Linked DNA regions of Homo sapiens: region 1 is linked to region 2. The links are chromatin loops, found by intact Hi-C in ENCODE. Cell type or tissue: OCI-LY7. All regions are shown on one strand. Each heading gives the region's core, and the rest is flanking DNA. Links, peaks and the distances in the headings are about the cores only.

Evidence for each region. A loop is a pair of places that touch in the nucleus more often than their neighbours do. Peaks named below come from ENCODE experiments on the same cell type or tissue, not always from the same donor. Only the 100,000 strongest peaks of a DNase experiment are listed, where the experiment ranks them.
Region 1: it touches region 2 in a loop (6-fold over the local background); 2 of 110 quality-filtered maps call a loop at or near these places.

What each region holds. Positions count from the first base shown.
Region 1 is chr14:103,745,730-103,753,729 of GRCh38, forward strand. PPP1R13B (protein phosphatase 1 regulatory subunit 13B) reads right to left here. Exons shown (of 17, transcript NM_015316.3): 7 at 7,271-7,467; 8 at 4,065-4,205; 9 at 644-824. Among named protein-coding and RNA genes, the nearest start is that of ZFYVE21, 34 kb to the left of the region's middle. RefSeq lists a silencer at 3,023-3,072. In OCI-LY7, for the core only: CTCF peaks have their summits at 3,032 and 4,316 (motif pointing left); DNase peaks (open chromatin) are centred at 2,962 and 4,342; H3K4me3 peaks cover 565 bases; H3K27ac peaks cover 1,156 bases.
Region 2 is chr14:103,684,140-103,695,997 of GRCh38, forward strand. KLC1 (kinesin light chain 1) reads left to right here. Exons shown (of 17, transcript NM_001394837.1): 14 at 2,942-3,072; 15 at 8,220-8,286. Among named protein-coding and RNA genes, the nearest start is that of XRCC3, 25 kb to the right of the region's middle. RefSeq lists silencers at 5,120-5,320, 5,171-5,220. In OCI-LY7, for the core only: CTCF peaks have their summits at 10,483 and 10,686; DNase peaks (open chromatin) are centred at 5,542, 7,112, 7,662, 8,122 and 1 weaker place; H3K4me3 peaks cover 4,642 bases; H3K27ac peaks cover 5,965 bases.

The sequences.
Region 1 (8,000 bases), core at 1-8,000, 58 kb after region 2:
CCATGCCGGGCCTCAGTGTCCTCAGAGTAAATAAACCTGCAGTAAGAGAGGACACTCGTGGGTCAGTTTTTTTTGTTTTGTTTTGTTTTGTTTTTTTTGAGATGAAGTTTCACTCTTGTTGCCCAGGCTGAAGCACAGTGGCACGATCTCACTGCAACCTCCGCCTCCCAGGTTCAAGTGATTCTCCCGCTTCAGCCTCCTGAGTAGCTGGGATTACAGGTGCACGCCACCACGCCCGGCTAATTTTCGTAGTTTTAGTAAAGACAGGGTTTCACCATGTTGGCCAGGCTGGTCTTGAACTCCTGACCTCAGGTGATCCACCCGCCTTGGCCTCCCAAAGTGCTGGGATTACAGGCGTGAGCCACTGCACCCGGCCCATGGATCAGAGTTTTAATTAATCATTTGTGTTTTGAAAAGCCACACAGTAGAGACCTCTAGTTCAGTAAAAATAACTTGTTTTCCTTTTAGGATTGTTACCACAGGGGAACACAGCTCTCCAAGCGCCTCACGGGGAGACTGAGCCTGGAGTCTGACGATGTGTGGGGCAGAGCCTCAGGAGCCTGCCCCACCCCCCGCCCCTCCACCGCAGGCCCCATTCCCTGCTCACAAACTCTCCCCCAGGAAGAGGGCCAGGACCACTCACCGGATTTGGATCTTCCATGAGCAGCATTTGAGGCAATACTGAGAGACTGGGGCTTTATAGGGTCCCCCAGCACAGGAAAGCTTCCGGCACTGGGAACCTGGATATAAGGCCCCACAGCAGCGACCCTGCCCGATGTGCTCAGAGGGGACTGTGGTGATGACGTGCCATTCACACGGTTCAGCTACAAATTGGGAAGAAATGAGAGTCAAGATTCTCCTACATTCAAAGAAGTCCTAAGCTTAGTGCAAGAGACTGCCAGCTCGGACAGAAAGCACTCACTCAGTGGTTGGTTTTTAGGAAGCCTGTCATCTGGAAAGATCAGCATCTAGAAGGGGAGACTGTGGAGAAGGAACTGTAGCTTCCTATGAGCAATTCTCCGACAACACCCACCCATCTGGAGCTGTACACATGAGGAGCTGATGTGAGGGCAGAGCAACTTCCCCGTGATCCACATGCAGCTTCCCTCTTACTCAGGATACTCTTCCTCCCTTGAGTGGGCACAGAGACACTGGTCAAATCCTGGGCTCTGAGCCTGGCTTCAAATCCCCTCTGTGACTTACTCGCTGTGCTGCTTCGGGCAGGTGACTCAGCCTCTGTGCTCACACCCGTGGAGTCGGGATAAGGGCTGTAGCCGGTACTGTCTAAGCCACGTGGGGCACAGTGAGCACGTAAGGCTCTGACTCCCAGCAATGGGCCCAGTTCCCTGAAGGCAGCGCTGCCTTTCTCAGCCAGGACACAGAGCCACAGACAGAGGACACTGTTCACATAACACTGCTCAGGAACAGAGGCGCCTGGAACAGGGATTCTAGAGAACTACTGACGTCCTCAAGATTTCAATATAGGCTCTAAATAGGATCCATAACCCCTGTGATTGTAAGATTCTATATGCATGAGGACAGGTCATTTCGGGGTGAGGGGTTATGGCTTTCACAATTGCTCAAAGGTACCTAGGACCTTTGGGTGGAGACGCATCTCTGCAAAAATACTGACTTCTTCAAGGCGATCCCTTGAAGTGTAGGTGGAATGAATCTAGCTGTTTGTGATGGATAACTTTACACATCACCTTGACTAGGTCACAGTAACCAGATATTTGGCCAAATACCAGACGACATGTTGCTGAAAAGGTATTTTCCAGATGAGATTAACTTTTTTTTTTTAATTTCCATAGGTTTTTGGGAAACAGGTGGTGTTTGGTTACATGAGTAAGTTATTTAGTGGTGATTTGTGAGATTTAGTGCACTCTAGCAGTGCACACTGCACACAATTTGTAGTCTTTTATCCCTCACTCCCTTCCCACCCTTTCCCCGAGTCCCCAAAGTCAACTGTGTCATTGTTATGCCTTTGCATCCTCATAGCTTAGCTCCCACTTATGAGTGAGAACATACAATGTTTGGTTTTCCATTCCTGAGTTACTTCACTTAGAATAATAGTCTCCAATCTGGAAGAGATTAACTTTCAAATTGGTAGATTTGAGTGAAGCAGATGACCCTCTAGAAGGTGGGTGGGCCCCATCCAATCAGTGGAATGCCTTAAGAGAAACAGAGAGACGCCCTGAGAAAGCGGGATCCTGCCTAGAGTTGGCCTTCGGACTCCAGCTGCAACATCCTCCCTGGGCCTCCACGCTGCCGGCCGCCCTCACAGATTCTGGACTTGCCAACGTCCACAATCATGTGAGCCAATTCCTTAAATCACATACACACACACACACACACACACACACACACACACACACACACACACACGTGCACGCGCACGCTACTGGTTCTCTTTCTCTAGGAAGCCCTGACTACTACGCCATTACTGAGGAGCATATGTAAGCACAGGGAAAGTGCTTGCAGCCTCTCTCTCACATGGCCTCTTTGTTGTTAATCTTGAGAAAAAGGAAAACCAACATCTGAAATCATAAAGTTGTACAAATAAACTACTGATCTTTAAACTCACTGTGTTGTTTTTTTAAAAGAAGGGCAGATTTGTAAATGAGAGACTGTGACATCCACAGAACTGGAAGCTCCCTTCTACGTCTACCACCCTCCACACCCACTCCCCCTAGGCAAAGGCCTTCAAGCCCATGCTGCCTCCTCAGAGCATCTTTCAGAGCAGTAGAGGCTAACAAGAGGACACTATTCTGTCACCAAACTATATGCAGAAGGGAGATGTGGGAAGGGAGTCCTTGCTGGTGGGTCAGGAGAGTGGGTGCTCCATTCTCCTACCACGAGGGCAGAATGCACTCAGCTCTGCATTCAGGCACTGCTCCCCTAATCACTGAGTGCCACAGGTGCGAGAAAGTCAAGTGCCACATCCGGCCAAAGACACAGAGTGCAGGCGCCCCTCCTCCATGCAGGCGGCTCAGTGGTACATGTGCTCACCAATGCACTGTGAGCAGCAGCAAGACTCAGGACTCCCTGCCTGACTACAGAGGGTGGTAAAGGGGTATAGGCCCTGGGACCAGGGAATAGCTTTCAGATGGTGCAACCAGAATGAAGTAACGACCTGGAAAGACACCCGTGCTGCAGTTAGAAAAAGACAAGGTGAGCAGTGAGACTAGTGTAATTCCTGCAATCCCATTTTCAGTTAAAGTTCTGTACCTTTGTGTCTTTATTAGGGAAAAGACTGGAACCATTAGCAACTATCACCTCTAGAGAACAGGGTGGAAAGGACTTTCACATTTTCCCTTAAATATTTCTGTACTTAAGAGATTTATCTTAAGGAATCGACTCATGTGATTGTGGACGCTGGCAAGTCCAAAATCTTTGATACTGAATTTCAAAGGTTAATACTCATTTTTTCAATGAGCATTTATTCAATGAGTATTTTATCGTATTATTTTTTCATTGAGTATTTATTCAATGAGTATTTTATTGTATTACTTTTTCAATGAGTATTTACTACCTTTAAAATTCAGTATCAAATAAGGATTTTTTAGAAGCATAACCCCTTACATAGCATTTTGGTCAAGAGTTTACAAAATCCTTCTACATGGCTTATTTATAAGAATCCTTACAACAACTCACGGGGCAGGTAGGACAAATCACTTTACAGCAAGAACATGAGGCTACGCAAGTCAAAGAATTTGCTCAAAGTGGCACAGCTTAAAATGGCAGAGTGCGGACCGTGACAGATGCTGTGACTCCAGAGCCAACAGCATCCCCCAGTGAAGAGGAGACAGAAACACATGGGGAGGAAGGAAGGCCAGGACACTGAGAGCAAGGCTGCAGGCTGAGGATGGTTCTGCCTCCACACACCAGGAAATAAATGAGTCACTGGGAGAAGGAACTCTGTTCTGTCATTTTTGATGGTTTATGGCCTATTTATGTTTTATCAGTTATGGTGGATGGGGGAGCATACTGCTACTTACAGAAGATGGGCAATGCTTGGATAAACTATCTTTAGTAGTTTATCTCACAAAAACTTTTTCACATGCCTGAATTTTTTTCCCATAGAGACGTTCACGCAGTTCACTGATTCGCTTGTCCATCATGGCCACCTCCATGTTGCGCTTATTTAAGAGTTCCTTCTGCTGCTGAAGTTTTGAATTTTGTTCCTGGTTAAGTTGGTTACGAATCTACAAACCACAAAATACAACCTTTATGATTTGTGTTAATTAAAAGTCAAATTCTCATTGCCAGGGAGATTAAAAAAGAAAAAGTAGCATTAAGTTCTCATGTATATTTACATGCATGCACTGCCACCTTGTGTGGAATATTTCACAGGTACAGCAGAGATAAGCCAGGACAGCGTTCTCATGGAACAAAGAAAGAGCAAACATCTGTAAGCATCTTCTTCAAAGCACACGAAATGACTAGTGCCAATGATGATTACAGGAGACTAGTGCGGTGTTTGGGACTCTCAGAAACTAAAGGATGCTCTGCTCCACCCCATGGAGCTGCTTCAGGCCTGAGCCCACCACATGATGCACCTTACTGTGGAGGCAGCAGGAAACTCAAAAAGGACCAAAAAGGATGGCCTGAGTCACCAAGTGAAGCACCTTTACATCATTTTAGTGGCTTGCAACCAGCATTTTAAAGAAATGAACTAGGACAGAACAGAAAATATCAGAGTGTACTTCCCATAGTAAGAGCTGTCTTAAACTTTCGGATGCCCACAGCACTAGTACATACACACTTCCGTGTGTATACTCAACAGGACGTAAAATGTACTTTTAAAAACTGGATTGCAGGCCGGGTGCGGTGGCTCACGCCTGTAATCCCAGCACTCTGGGAGGCCGAGGTGGGTGGATCACCTGAGGTCAAGAGTTCAAGACCAGCCTGGCCAACATGGTAAAACCCTGTCTCTACTAAAAATACAAAAATTAGCCAGGTGTGGTGGCATGTGCCTATAATCCCAGCTACTCGGGAGGCTGAGGCAGGAGAATTGCTTGAAACCAGGAGGCGGTGGTTGCAGTGAGCTGAGATTGCCCTACTGCACTCCAGCCTTGGTGACAGAGGCAGACTCTGTCTCAAAAAACAAACAAACAAAAAACAACAATAAAAACTGGGTTGCAGGCTGGGCGCAGTGGCTCACGCCTATAATCCCAATACTTTGGGAGGCCAAGGTAGGCAGATCACGAGGTCAGGAGTTCGAGACCAGCCTGGCCAACATGGTGAAACTCCGTCTCTAATAAAAATACAAAAATTAGCCAGGTATGGTGGCGGGTGCCTGTAATCCCAGCTACTGGGGAGGCTGAGGCAGGAGAATCGCTTGAACCCTGGAGGCAGAGGTTGCAGTGAGCCGAGATCGTGCCACTGCACTCCAGCCTTGGACTCCGTCTCAAAAAAAAGAAAAACAAAACAACAACAACAAAAACAAACAAACAAAAACCTGGACTGCAGTCCAAAAAGTTGGAAATAAATGACATCCTTATATTACACTCATCACATTTCACCAAAAAATCCTTAAAACGCTGCACTTTTAACAATCGCTTAAAATGTAGAAGTCATGAAACCTTATAATACTGTAGTACTTCTATGCATTTACGTTAAAGAACTTAACAGCAACCACAAGTGATTTTACTCTATGTAGTTAAATACCCTCATTTCATAAAATGATGTAATATTTTTTCTAGCAAGTGCTAATAAAGCAGCAAGACCTATTTCTGGCTTGAAAAATCGCCTGCTGAATGACAACTTCTGAGACATGAAAATCTTAAGGATTGTTAAGGACTGAATGTGTCCCCCAAAATCTCTATGTTGAAGCCCTAACCCCATTGTAATGGTGTCTGGAGGCAGGGTCTTTAGGAGGTAATTAGGTTTAAGCAAGGTCATGAGGGTGGGGCCCCCCATGATGAAGTTCACGGAGAGAGACTACAACTCTCTCTCCACTACGTGGGGACACAGCGAGAAGGCGGCTCTCTGCAAGCCAGGGAGTGAACATTCACTGGAAACTGAATTTGCTGGCACCTTGATCTTGGACTTCCAGCCTCCAGAACAGTGGGAAATAAATGTCTATAGTTTAAGCCATCCAGCCTATGATATTTTGTTATAGCAGTCTGAGCTAAGACAAAGATTTAACAATAGGCACCTAGCTCATCAAAAGAGTTTACACAAAGGCCTTAAAATATCACCCTAAGTTTAATTCTTTACTGGATTATTATCTGCTAATTGAATTATTTTGTGCTGAAAACATCCTAAGTGAAAGAAGCCGGTCACAAAGGACCGCATACAGGGTGTGTTTTGGTTAATATCCTTTAACCAAAATGCTGGGGACCCGGAGCATTTCAGATGTTGGATTCATTCAGATTTTTAAATATTTATGTTATATTTACCTGTTTAGCATCCTTCCTAATCTGGAAATCCAAAATCCAAAATGCTCCAATGAGCATGTATTTCCTTTGCATGCCACGCTGGAGCTCAGGAAGTTTCAGATTTGAAGCATTTTAGATTATCGGATTAAGGATGCTCAACCTGTACTGCATGATTCCATTCATATGAAACGTCCAGAATAGGCAAATCTACAGAGACAGAAAGTAGATCTGTGGCTGCCAGGCTCTGGAGGGTATGGAGGTTGTGGGGTGATGGCTAAGAGGTGCGGGCCTTTTTTTTGGGTGATAAAAATGTTCTAAAATTAACTGTGGCGGTGGATGTAACTGACAAGTCGGTGAAGGTACTGAAGCCACTGAATTGTATCCTTGAAATGGATGAATTGTACGCTGTGTGAATTAGATCCTTTTTTTTTTTTTTTTTTGAGACAGAGTCTCACTCTGTCACCCAGGCTGGAGTGCAGTGGCGCAATCTTGGCTTACTGCAGCTTCTGCCTCCCGGGTTCAAGTGATTCTTCTGCCTCAGCCTCCCAAGTGGCTGAGACTACGGGCATGCGCCACCACGCCCAGCTAATTTTTCTATTTTTAGTAGAGACGGGGTTTCACCATATTGGCCAGGCTGGTCTCAAACTCCTGATCTTGTGATCTGCCCGCCTCGGCTTCCCAAAGTGCTGGGATTATAGGCGTGAGCTACCGCACCCGGCCTATCCCAAGTCATTTAAAAAATTATTTTGTACTGAATATATCTTGTGCCTATTATTAAATTAGAATCTACTAATTTGTTTCCACTTCCTAAGGTTTCCAACCCATGCTAATGAAAGATAGAAAGATGAGAATGTTTTAATACAACCATTGCCAGACCCAGGAGTTACCTGTAGTTCTTGGTACAGTCTTTTTAACTCCACCGCCGCTGGTCCCGTCAATTTGCCATTGTAAGACTGGAACCCATTCAGTTTTCCTTTCTTTAAATCTTCCAATTGCTGACTAAGCTGATCAACCCTTAAAATTGCAGTCTGTACTTCCTGCTTCTTTTCCTGGAACATGGCACTGAACCTTTCTATTTCAGCAGCTATAATTGACCACACAAGAAAAGAATAAAAGATTTAGTTGATCCTTTTTTTTTTTCATTTCTATACACTGAACTTAATTCTAGTATCATTTAGTGCCAGACCGTGGAGAAAGCTGTGATATGCAGAATCCACAACACATTTCAAAAAGCCTTTGGGACACATGTATCTGATTACTCATAAAGCAAACAATTATATTTGCATTAATTCCCGACTATTCTTTAGGGTAATCAGTCCATAAGCTAGTTTGTTCAAGTGACTTAGAAATCTCTGAGACCAAAGGTTTTGTGAAGGCAGGGCCATCCAAGCCTCTCTCGTGCATCACTGTGACTTAAAGTAGGCACAGACTGAACCAATGAATAAAATAAGAGTTCATACAGAAAAAAAGTGAGCATCAGCATAACTTATCTTAATGCACGGATACAAGTTAAGTTATTCAAGAAAAACAGACCCTCTGAATGAGTAAGTCTTGGAGCGCCCCACCCTAATCCAAAGGGCCGCTGGTACCAACGTAACAAGAGGATTTTTCTACTGC
Region 2 (11,858 bases), core at 3,859-11,858:
GCACTCCAGCCTGGGTGACAGAGCCAGAATCTGTCTCAAATTACACTAGTAAGACAACTAGAATATGCCAAAAATAAATAAACTTAAGCACTAAATTATCTGAGATCCTACTGTATACAGATAATAACGATGACTGCATATTTTTAAACTGTGAACACATTATCCTATTAATCCTGCTCAGGTAACCCACCTTTGTAATGTGAATATTCTTTCCCAGTAATATAAAGAGGTAGACAGTTTCTTAAGCTGTTAGAATGCAGTGAATCCTCCCAGGCCCTGAAGTCCAGTTGAATGGAAATCTGCCTGGGCCAGGGCAGCCGCCGGCCTTCCCCCTGGTTCTCACAGCCAAGGTCCTCAGGTGGCAAGTTCAGGGAAGCAGGCAGACTGACCCAGAGTGGGGCAGACCCGCTCCACTGCCAACCCCAGGTGCTGGTCTGGGTCTGCAGAGGCTCAGGGAGGAGGAGGCAGCTGGGTCGGACCCCAATTCTGGGACTCCTGGGCCCATTGCCCAGCTGTCAGCTGTCAGCTTGCTACTCCAGCAGCTGCAGAGGGGAGAGAGAGCATGAGTGAGCGTGTGTGCACGCGTGTGTGTGTGTGTCACATGAAATACTTTTGAATCTGAGTGAAATGAATCTTCTGTGTTCTGCCAAGCATTTAGTTGAGGTGTATTATAAACTACTGTAGTGTAGCGCTGAGTTTTGAAATGAACAGCAGGGGCTGCACTGTTAATGACGATACGTTAGCATTTTAGCATCCTTTTTCTCAAGAGCAGCAAAAACTTATGTTTTCTTGTCCTCCCCACATTTTTGAGGTGTTGGTAACAAGTGTTATTTTTCCATTTTAAAGATGAGGAAAATGAAGCTCGGGCTGGTTAACTGACTTGCTCAGCGTCCCATGGTGAGTCCGAGCGGGCGGGGCGCAGGCCCTGCCGTCTGGCGCTTCTGTCGAGACGTCGGCTTTCCAACCTGGCAGGACCCAGGACGCATTGCTGCCTGTGGAAATTAATTTTCTTTTGGATTATCAACTGCATGTTTAAAATGGGCTGTAGACTTTTAAAGTCCGTGGTTTCCTAAAGTTTCTGAAATGTCTAAAATGTGTTTTTAAGAGAATGAAAGTCATACCTGTAGCCTTTATTTTGGTCCCTATGTTTTTCATTGCATAATCTCCTTATATACAGTTACTTGTAAAGCCTTTTACACCAAGTGTCAAGGAGATTTCTAATACGTTGCCAATCTTTACGCTTAAAGTGTTGACATTTACTTTGATGACCATTGGGAATGGACCAGTCTGGATTCTGTGAAATGCACCATGAGGCCCAGCACCTGCTTTATGCTGGACTGGTAGAAGCAGGCAGAAGGTCATCCCAGTCCTAAAGCCACTCAGAAGGCTGCTGAGACTTGTGACCTAGAAATACTGTAAGCCAGGCTGTTATGCAGAGCCTGTTGCCTTTCCTCGCCGCGGTTTCACGTGGGTTTTCTCTCTCCTTTCTGTCTGACAGGCCTAGCCGCCCGTGACTCTCACACTGTCTCCTGCATGACGGGTGGCGCCTCCCGCAGCTTCCCTTCTCTCTCCAGTGCTGCCCGCTGTGTCTAGCAGCCTCTAGGATCTTGTCAGAGCTGCACCTCTCTGTGAACTGGCCATTCCTTTCGGTGCTGCTGTCCTTTTTGGGGGGGTTCCTGATTTCTGTATACATGTAGCTTTGCCAGATATGTACTTAGTAATATAAACTGTATTAATAAAATCCATTTACTGTGTAATACACGAGTTTAAAAATTAAGAGCGATTAGCTGTTCACTTTGGTAACAGGTAGTTAAGTGTCACACAAGGTGTTGTTGCAATGGCATGACGGTGACCTGTTGACGTAACTAAGCCTTACAGCAAGGCATGTGCCGCACGTGCTCCGTGGTACTTAGAGCCCTGGGGGCCCCGCTCGGACTCCGGGTCTCCCTAGGATATGCCCCAGTAGCATTTGCTGTGTAGTCTGTGTGTGAAATTTGGGCATTCTGCTTTTCTCTACTAATCTTGAAGTGCTCAGTGATTTGTGTATTTGTGTCTTTCTAACTTCTAATAAACTCACTCCGACTGACCTGTGTCTTGGTGTCTGTCTGCTTGGTAGAACTTCTCACTCTTTATCCATGAAACGCCGCATGGCACAGCTGCTAGGGGTCATGGGGTGACAGTTCATCTCACCAAGGAGTTCCTTCCAAGAAGAAATGCTGCTGTATGCACATCTTCTTCACTCTGTGTTTTTTATTTTCATGTTCAGATACTGCCAAGTATTTCACTTATTAATACCTGAATCAATTAAGATGAGAGCTGGGCACTCTCACCTCCCTACAAGGTTGTCTGAGGATTTTTAGTTATTTGTATAGAATGGGCATTTTATTTAATTTTCCAACCACCTTTGTAGTTAACATTTAATGAAACTGTTCTGTAAAATTTACTGAAGGAAACAGTACCTCCAACTATTGCATTTAGACGAAACTGTTAAAAGGAAGAGCCTCTGTCAGATCCAAATGGTTTGGGTCCTGTACTGTGTTACTTGTACCAGATGCTTATGTATCTGTTAAATGTGGAAGTCGATTTTGATGATATTCTTAGAAGCTGCTTTAATTTTCCTGAGACTTTGTGTGTTGGCTTTTGTCTCAAAATAGCAGGATTCACATTGCTTTTGGGATGCGATCACTTGTTTGAATGAGCTTCCTTATGTCCAAAGGTTTTCATGATCATTGGATTATCTTTAATGAAACTTAAAAAGAACAATTTCTAGTTAAAGTATATTCACGTACATGGTAATTGGTGGTTTCTGCAAGACTCTGTCAGCAGTGAGCTGCTGGCAAGCAGGGCGGCCTTGGTGGAGCTCTTATTTGCACCCGGTGTGGCTCTTGTGGGAAGGAGGGAGAACCACCTGCAGCTTCACGTTTGTTCACGTTTTTTTCAGGATGGCACTGGATCTTTAAAACGCAGTGGTTCCTTTAGCAAACTCCGGGCTTCCATTAGACGCAGCAGTGAGAAGCTGGTTAGGAAGCTGAAGGGAGGAAGTTCACGAGAGAGTGAGCCAAAGAACCCCGGGTAACTATCTCTTCCAGCTCTCCCGACTCCCTGCACGCCGGCTGCTGGGCCGCTTCTCTTCCTAGCGCAGCCTTCCTCACCCACAGACTTGAGGAAAGACACTCCAGTTGGTTCCCGTATTCTCACAACCGAAGGGTTTCATAGTTGCCACGTAGGTTTTTCCCAGGATAGGTTGAGAAGTAATTGGGTAACTTCCTGTTAGTGGCTAAAGGGCGAATACCTTTAAAAGAAATTTATGGAATTTTTTGATTCTGTCACATGTTCTAAGAAAGCCTTAGCAACGAAATGTGGGCATTTATATTAAAATGTTGAGCATTTTGAACTTGTTTACTCTAGATATGCATTATTTTTTAAATTAGCATTAGTTTAAATTCTTTAAAAATTTTAATCTTTTAAATAAATCAGATGTTAGCTATGACTATATTAAATCTCATACAGTATTATAATAGGGAGAAAAATGGTTTCAAATAGGATCAGAACTTTTAAGACTTTATTATAAGGAGATTTTCAAAACCTCAGGCTTTTCATATGTTTAAAAAAAGGTTTGAGTCATGGGTCTTAGAGGCTTTTGAAAAATAACATTTAAGTTGTCAAAGGAATTTGGTTCTTAAGATATCCTTTGTTTTTAATATGGTGCACAAAGTTGACAGATTGTCCCTGCCGCAGTGTCCAGGGTCACCTCTGGGCAGCTGCTCCTGGCTTGGACGTATTTCTCATGAGGCAGACTTTTGCCAGCCACTCTGTGTAACTCTGACTTCCTAAATGGTGACCGACTTTTTAGAGACTGATTCCTAGTAAAACTATTTTACAAGTGATCCCACTTTAAGTTCTGTGAGTAAGAAGTCTGATCACCTCAGGATGGTGAAACCGAGTTCTTCTGGAGAACATATTGGAAATAATAAAGTTATGTGCCTGATCAGTTGTTTCGTTACTCTGTCTTTTTCGTTGTTGTTGTTGAGATGGAGTTTCGTTCTTGTTCCCCAAGCTGGAGTGCAATGGCACCATCTCGGTCACCGCAACCTCCGCCTCCTGGGTTCAAGTGATTCTCCTGCCTCAGCCTCCCAAGTAGCTGGGATTACAGGCACATGCCACCACGCCTGGCTAGTTTTTTGTATTTTTAGTAGAAACGGGGTTTCACCATGTTAGCCAGGCTGGTCTCGAACTCCTGACTTCAGGTGATCTTCCCGTCTCGGCCTCCCAAATTGCTGGGATTACAGGTGTGAGCCACCGTGCCTGGCCTATTTTGTCTTTTAAAAGCTATTTAAAAAAAAAAGTATGTCCACTTTTTCATCTCTCTCAGTATCCCTGATAACCTAAGCCCTTAGAACTGTTGCCATACACGGCCAGGGTGCGGGGTGGCCAGAGATGGCCCAGTCCCTTAGTGGTAGGGCTCACCCTCTTGTCCGCTTGGTATCCCTGTGGGAGTCTCTGTCGTGGATGGAGACTTCTCTTCATGGCTGTGAGAGAGGTGCAGGCCTGAGGCAAGAGGAGTGACGTGGCTTTTGTAAGGAGCTTCTCACAACTGTTTTCCAGCCCATTTCTGGAGAGGGAGTTTTAGGAGCCCCACAAATGTTCATTCAGAAAACTCCCTGGAAGATCCCAAGGATTTGAAGACTGGACTTCTGGAAGTTTATGGGGACTTAGCAGCAAATTGCTTACAATGAAACAAATGAACTCTTATTTGGGGGAAATGGATTTTAAATTGCCTTTGGAATAGTGATCTTATTTTAAAATGTTTACAGATTTCCAGAACCAAAATGATAGATTACTATCTGCCTCTCGATGAATTTTGAGATTACACATTTCTTCTTAAACAGCATTGAGAGGGTTGGAGCAGTGCTGTGTGACTGCTTGGTGTCGCTTCCTTGGAATGATGTGAGGTGTCACACAGCAGCTCTCAGATCCCCTCCAGGAATTACATGATGCCCAGAGAGAGCATTCTGGACATTATTTAATTCCTGGAGGGGATCACACTGATTGTTTGAGGTTCTTAAGTTTTGAAGCCTTTTAAGTGCAGAGTCCAGTTCTGGTGCTGAGTGTTGTAACTTGGACCACACTCCCACATGACAGCTCTCAGAGTTGTTCTGTTTTCTCGTGTTTTGTGTCTTTGCCGTGATAAAAATGTAGCAGTGTGTGACCAGTCCCCAGTGTTAGAACTGTGGTCAGTGTTCATGGGGCTGTAGCACTGCCAGCCTGAACCATGTGACATAGATGCACACACTTGCACGGACTAACGTTTTCTACATGACTTTGGAAATTGCATCCCGTAAAATGCATACAACTGAATAATCTTTCCAAATAAGAGTGACTGTTTTTATTAACTAGACAGTAGTCTCAGACATCTTTTGGAGGGTTTGTTCAGACAGAGACTGTGAGGCCCCACCCCTGAGTTTCCAATTCCTGAGTCCCTGATCTCAGAATTTGCATTTCACACAAGTTCCCACAGTGCTGGGGCTGCTGGCCCGGGGCCACTTTTTGAGAATCGCTCAAGGACCAGGGTGTTTGCAGCTTGCTGTTTGGCTGACTCCTAACAGTGACTGTACTGAAAGGTTTTGAATGCCACGTGTTCAAACAAGGCAGTTCGCAAGAGTGGTAGGAAGAGACGTTGAGGATTCGAGTTGTTCTTTCGTTTCGTAAAAGGGGGTTTGAGGGAAGGTTGTGTAGCTCTTTTAAAAAGAGTTAATGGCGGCCGGTGCAGTGGCTGATGCCTGTAATCCCAGCACTTTGGGAGGCCTAGGTGGGTGGATCACTTGAGATCAGGAGTTTGAAACCAGCCTGGCCATCATGGCGAAACCCCGTCTCTACTAAAAATACAAAAATTAGCCGGGCCAGGTGGTGCATGCCTGTGGTCCCAGCTACTCAGGAGGCTGAGGCAGGAGAATCACTGGAACCCAGTAGGGCAGAGGTTGCAGTGAGCCAAGATCACACCACTGCACTCCAGCCTGGGCGATGGAGTGAAACTTCGTCTCAAAAAAAAAAAAAAGTTAATGGCCACTTTATAGCAAGAATAACTGAGTATGTCAGATGATAATTTACTTGTGATTTGGTTTGATTTTATACTTTGTTCTTGAGTGGTTCTAGGTAGAGAAAAACCTGTTTGGGACTCCAGCAATGTCTGTTGTGGGCTTCATTGGGATGTTTTTGTTTTGTCCTGGTTGGGACATTTTGGGGGTGAGTTTTGCCTGGGGATAAGGAAATTCAGGTCTTGCTTTTGGTGCAGTTGTTCGGCAGGGGCTGGCTGAGTATCTGCCATGTGCCAGGCGCTGTGCTCACAGCACTGCTGACACACGGGTGGGTGCCCTGGGCTTTCAGCCTCATCCCAGTGTCCTGTGTGAGGCTGTCCCTGTCACCCCTCAAGCCTGTGCCTCAGCCTCACAGCCACCGTCCTTGGCTTTCCCAGGAACTGCTGCGCTCATGTTCGCTGTCCCATGTTGCATGCAGTTCACGTTCAGAATTCAAGTAACCCTCAGTATCGGTTGCTTTAGCTTTAAAACTTCAGGGGAGTTTATGTTCAAAGGCATCCATGGTGGTGGTGAACAACGATAGTCATTTTATGACTGTCCATCATTTAAGTTATAGATTATTTATAGGCTGTTTCATCAAGTATTTTAAATACATCAGATGGAGGAAAAGTAAATATATGTATACATTCCTGTATTCCTTTAAGTGGAGAACCATGACTTTATGTTACATTTTGCTTTCTAAGTAGAAAAATACTGGCTTCAGAGTTTATTTTACTAACAATAAAGTTGATTTCCCAGCTTTTAATATAGAAAGATAAAAAATATGACAGTATATTTATGCATCATCTTTTAGCAGTGAGTTTTGAGTGTCTCTTCATGATCCCTTAGTGGTGACGAGTCTGACATGAGCCCTGGAGCACCCTCCCTGAAAAGCATCAGACTGAAGGCAGAGCCTCTCTGCTCCCAGATGGTTCCCCCCACTTTTTTTTTTTTTTTTTTTCTGAGACAGAGTCTTGCTGTGTCGCCCAGGCTGGACTACAGTGGAGTGATCTTGGCTCACTGCAACCTCTGCCTCCTGGGCTTAAGTGAATCTTGTGCCTCAGCCTCCAGAGTAGCTGGGATTACAGGTGTGTACCACCACGCCTGGCTAATTTTTTGCATTTTTAGTAGAGACAGGGTTTCACCACGTTGCCCAGGCTGGTTGTGAACTCTGGGCCTCAAGTGATCCACCCGCCTCAGTCTCCCAAAGTGCTGGGATTACAAGCATGAGCCACCACGCCTGGCTTTTTTTTTTTTTTTTTTTTTTTTTTTTGGTAGGTGGAGTCTCACTCTTGCGTAGGCTGGAGTGCAGTGGCGTGATCTCAGCTCACTGCAACCTCTGTCTCCTGGGTTCAAATGATTTTCCTGCCTCAGCCTCCCAAGTAGCTGGAATTACAGGCACATGCCACCATGCCCAGCTAATTTTTTGTATTTTAGTAGAGATGGGGTTTCACCGTGTTGCTCAGGCTGGTCTCAAACTCCTGAGCTCAGGCAGTCTGCCCGCCTCAGCCTCCCAAAGATTACAGGTGTGAGCCACTGCAGCTGGTCTTTTTTTTGTTTCGTTTTGTTTTAAAGAGAGACAGGGTCTTGCTCTGTCTCCCAGGCTGGAGTGCAGTGGTGCAGTCATGGCTCACTGCAGCCTTGACCACCTGGGCTCAAGTGATCCTCCACTTCTGCCTCCTGAGCAGCTGGGACTACAGATGCATGCCACCACGCCTGGCTAATTTTTGTATTTTTGTAGAGATGGGGTTTCCCCATGTTACCCGGGATGGTCTTGAACTCCTGGGCTTAAGTGATCCTCCTGCCTTGGCCTTCCAAAGCATTGGGATTACAGACTTGAGCCACTATACCCAGTCTAGATGAGCCACTTTTTAAAAGTGCAAGTCTAAGGACATTTTGAGTTTGCATATGGTACTTTAAAAGAAGCATTTTGCTGTGAAAGATGCAGAGAAGCTGTGGTCTTTTCTCCTGGGCACTAAATAGAGTGAGACATAGGACTCCCCGGTTACCCAAGCAAGATGAAGGCAAGGTCCCTAGAGCCCCCAGTGTCACAGAGGCGTTGGAGGGGGCTTTGCTTGTGCTTCCTGTTGCTGGTTGACCGATGTGCTGATCGTTTGTCCTTGCATGTCCGTGTCCGGGTTGCAGCATGAAGCGTGCCAGCTCTCTGAATGTCCTTAACGTGGGTGGCAAGGCTGCTGAAGATCGCTTTCAAGTAAGGAGCCTACCCCGAATTGTGTCCTAGGCTGCCCAGACCACGCTGGCAGGTCTGCTGCAGACCCGCACTCGGCCCCTGCTCGGCCCCTGCTCCTGCAGAGGGCTGGGGACGCCGCCACGTTTGTTCCTAGACAGACAGTTGTGACAGTAGTATTTTTATATTCTGCTTAACCACTGATTATGTGAATTATGGGCATGTTCACACTGTGAACATTCTCAGAATATTAATTAATGATCTCAAATGGTCTTTAAAAATAGTTTAACCTAATTAATGTATTCTGTTAAAGTACTGTCAAAGCTCGACCAATTACTAGTTTGTATGATTGTTTGATTTTAGCCTCTACTAAGTTTATAACTATTAATAATTAATTGTCTACTTAAGCTGTTGTTCAGTGTTCAGAAGTATTCAAAACTCTGTTAACATGATGACTAGCGTGCTGTCAGTTTGACACTAAAACCTGAAGCACTCGGTGCAGTTGCTCGGGCCTCACACAGACACATCAGGTTTACATCTGAAAGTACTGCCTCCCTTCCCCATCACGGAGGCCGTTTGAGTTTTCATCCACTCCGCCCTTTGGTGTGGCTGTCAGTGGGTGGCCGGGTGCCTGTGGCTGCTCTAGAACCTGTTTCTCAGGTGCCTGGGGCCCACCCGGCAGCTCGAGCTGTTGGGACTTGGCAGTCCCTGCCCCTGTGCTGGTGCTGAGAGTTCGCGACAGTGGCCAGGCACTGCCCTCCCAGTTGTCCAGATCCACTAATCCTCACAGACAGGCCAGTGCCCCGACCTGTCCCCCAACACTCTTGGGAGGCAGCCATCTCGGGAAAGCTTTTCCCCAGCCCCCTTCTCGGTGGCTGTTAAAGAGGCTTGTAGGGTGCTGGACATGTTGCTTGAAGCACCCCTAATGACAAGAGGAAAGAAAGTCTCTTCATTTTACAGGGTCCTGTAGCTGACCCAGTGTTTGCCCTCCAGTTTCTTGGAGTTTCTACATGCACATTGACCCCTGGGCCTCTCGAGTGCCAACCTAGATTTAGCTGTGCAGCTGGTACTGTTAGGCCTGAGGCCATTTGAAGCTGGCATCATTTGAAGTCCTGGTTAAGTGTAATTTTTCTATTTGTTTTTTCATGCAGGAACGAAATAATTGTCTGGCCGACTCGCGAGCTCTGAGTGCCAGCCACACTGACCTGGCCCACTGAGAGCCAGCAGGGCTAGGTAACCTGTCTTGGGAGTGTGAGACCGCCCCGCCCTGCCACGCCCCTCACCGCCCTGCCCGGAGGCGCCAGCCGCACTCCTTGGCTTCCTTTCCTAGATAGTGACGTCCACCAACCTTGGAGGTGCCTTTTCAAAACACCCGGGAGGCCGTGCCTCAGCATTCTGTTACTCGGCCTGCAGCCCCAGTGCCAGGAGCCACCCCGACCGCGACCCGGCCAGGCTGGCTCAGGGAGGCCGAGGTGGCGCTGAGGTGGCTTCAGCACGCTGGGGATTGGCTCCTGCTCACGGATGCTGTTGCATTTCCTGCCTGCCACCTTTTTGCCATGACACCAGACTCTCTTTTAAATTGTAATATTGTAATAAGGCTGTAAATTAAGAATCTGGAAACATAAAGTACCCCTTTCAGAACGATAGGCATTTAGTGATCTATGGCAGTAAAGCCTGAAGCTTAGCGGACACTGGTCAGTGGGAAGTGAATTCCTTCCCAGCTGGAGCATCTTCCGGGTCTCTCTTTCCAAGGTCCCCATGCCTGTGGCCCTGGGGCCCCATGCCCCCTTTTGAGCTGTGTTCTCCCGGACGCCCCTGCACACGAAGCCCATAGAGACGTGTGTTTCACTTTTTTTTTTTTTTTTTTTGAGACGGAGTCTAACTCTGTTGCCCAGGCTGGAGCGCAGTGGCCCAATCTCGGCCCACTGCAAGCTCCACCTCCTGGGTTCACGCCATTCTCCTGCCTCAGCCTCCCGAGTAGCTGGGACTACAGGCACCCGCCAGGCGGATCACAAGGTCAGGAGATCGAGACCATCCTGGCTAACATGGCGTTTCACTTTTTAAAAGCTTAAGCTTTATGGAATGAGGGAGCACGGTGGACTCTGACAGGAACCTTTTCAAATCAATGCTGAGGCTGTATTTCTTAGCCGTCCACAAACTAGTCCATAGGTAAAGAGCATACAAAACAGACGCCGAGGTGATCAGTGATTCCAAAGGCTGACGCTCAGCAGCGCCACCTCCATGCCAGCCAACTAGGCTACGGGATGGAGGGGCGGTCTGTGAAACACCAGCCATCCCGTGAAAGCTCAGCTTGCCACTGTCATGTAACAGGGTGGGTGGTGGCACAGCAGAGGCTCACACTTGTCACCTTCAGCCTCTAGAAGCTCCCCGTGGGGCACGAAGGCTGGGGACAGAGTGTCCTGAGGTTTTGTTACAAGGCTAGACTTTAAAATACCTTTCAAAGTTTCATCCCGCCTCATGTCGCAGGACTGCTGTGTTTGTGAAAGCGCGTTTGTTTCCACAAGACAAGCTCCGTGTAGTCGCCAGCGGGTGCCTGGCCCAGGAGCTGCCCTGTGGAGCCAGCGTTGTCCCCGAGCTGCTCGCCTGTGGCCGTGGCTCCTTTTCTGAGGCTCCTGACTCCATTCTTGCAGATTCTGGTGGATCAGGAGCTTACATTCTAAATGCTACATAGAGGTGTTGAAGAAAATTTCATAGGTTCTGTAATAGTGGATGGGATTAAAAGAAAAAATGTTAAATTATATATATATATATGGCTGGGTGCGGTGGTTCATGCCAGTAATCCTATAATCTTAGCACTTTGGGAGGCTGAGGCGGGAGGATCACTTGAGCCCAGTTCAAGAACAGCTTGGGCAACACAGCGAGTCCCTGTGTCTAGCAAAAAAAACCATGTGTATATATATATATATGTGTGTGTGTGTATATATATATATATATATATACATACATATATATACATATATAATTTGATGGGTTGTGAGAAGCCAACCCCCCCCAAAAAAAGGGGGGTGTAGAGCAGCTTCCCCTGACAGGTGCCGTGGCTGCCCCCGTAGTGGGCTATGTCTGTGCACAGGCGACAGGGAGGAGGGCTCCGGAGCTTCCCTTGTGGTGGGGGTGCCTTCTCCCTGTGAGGATGCTGAGCAGAGTTTGGAACCCAGACAGTTTCCCTTAGTGACAGTTATCTGGAAAGGAAAAAGGGCATTTAGAAGGAATAAACATAGGGCTGAATATGGAGTTGAATTTTAACCTCTTCAGACTGATGGGTGCAGACGAGGTTGTGTGGGGCCTCTGTGGAGCCTGCTGTGGCTTCCAGCCATGGGACTTTAGGGCCGAGGTGGCCTCTGCAGCACTGTGGCTGTGGGAGCACTGTGTGTTGGGGTAAGAGAAGCCAGGGGGCCTCCCTGAAGCCAGCTCATAAAGGAAGGTTCGTGTTTCAGAGGGAGGCGGCAAGGGAATCTGAGTACCTGAGTCCCCGATGTTTGAACCCTTCCACCCAATAGAAGTGCGGTGATTTCAGCCATTTCCCATCTGGCGGTCTGAATTTTTCCCTTCAGAGGAGAGAAGTGGTGGGCCCAGGC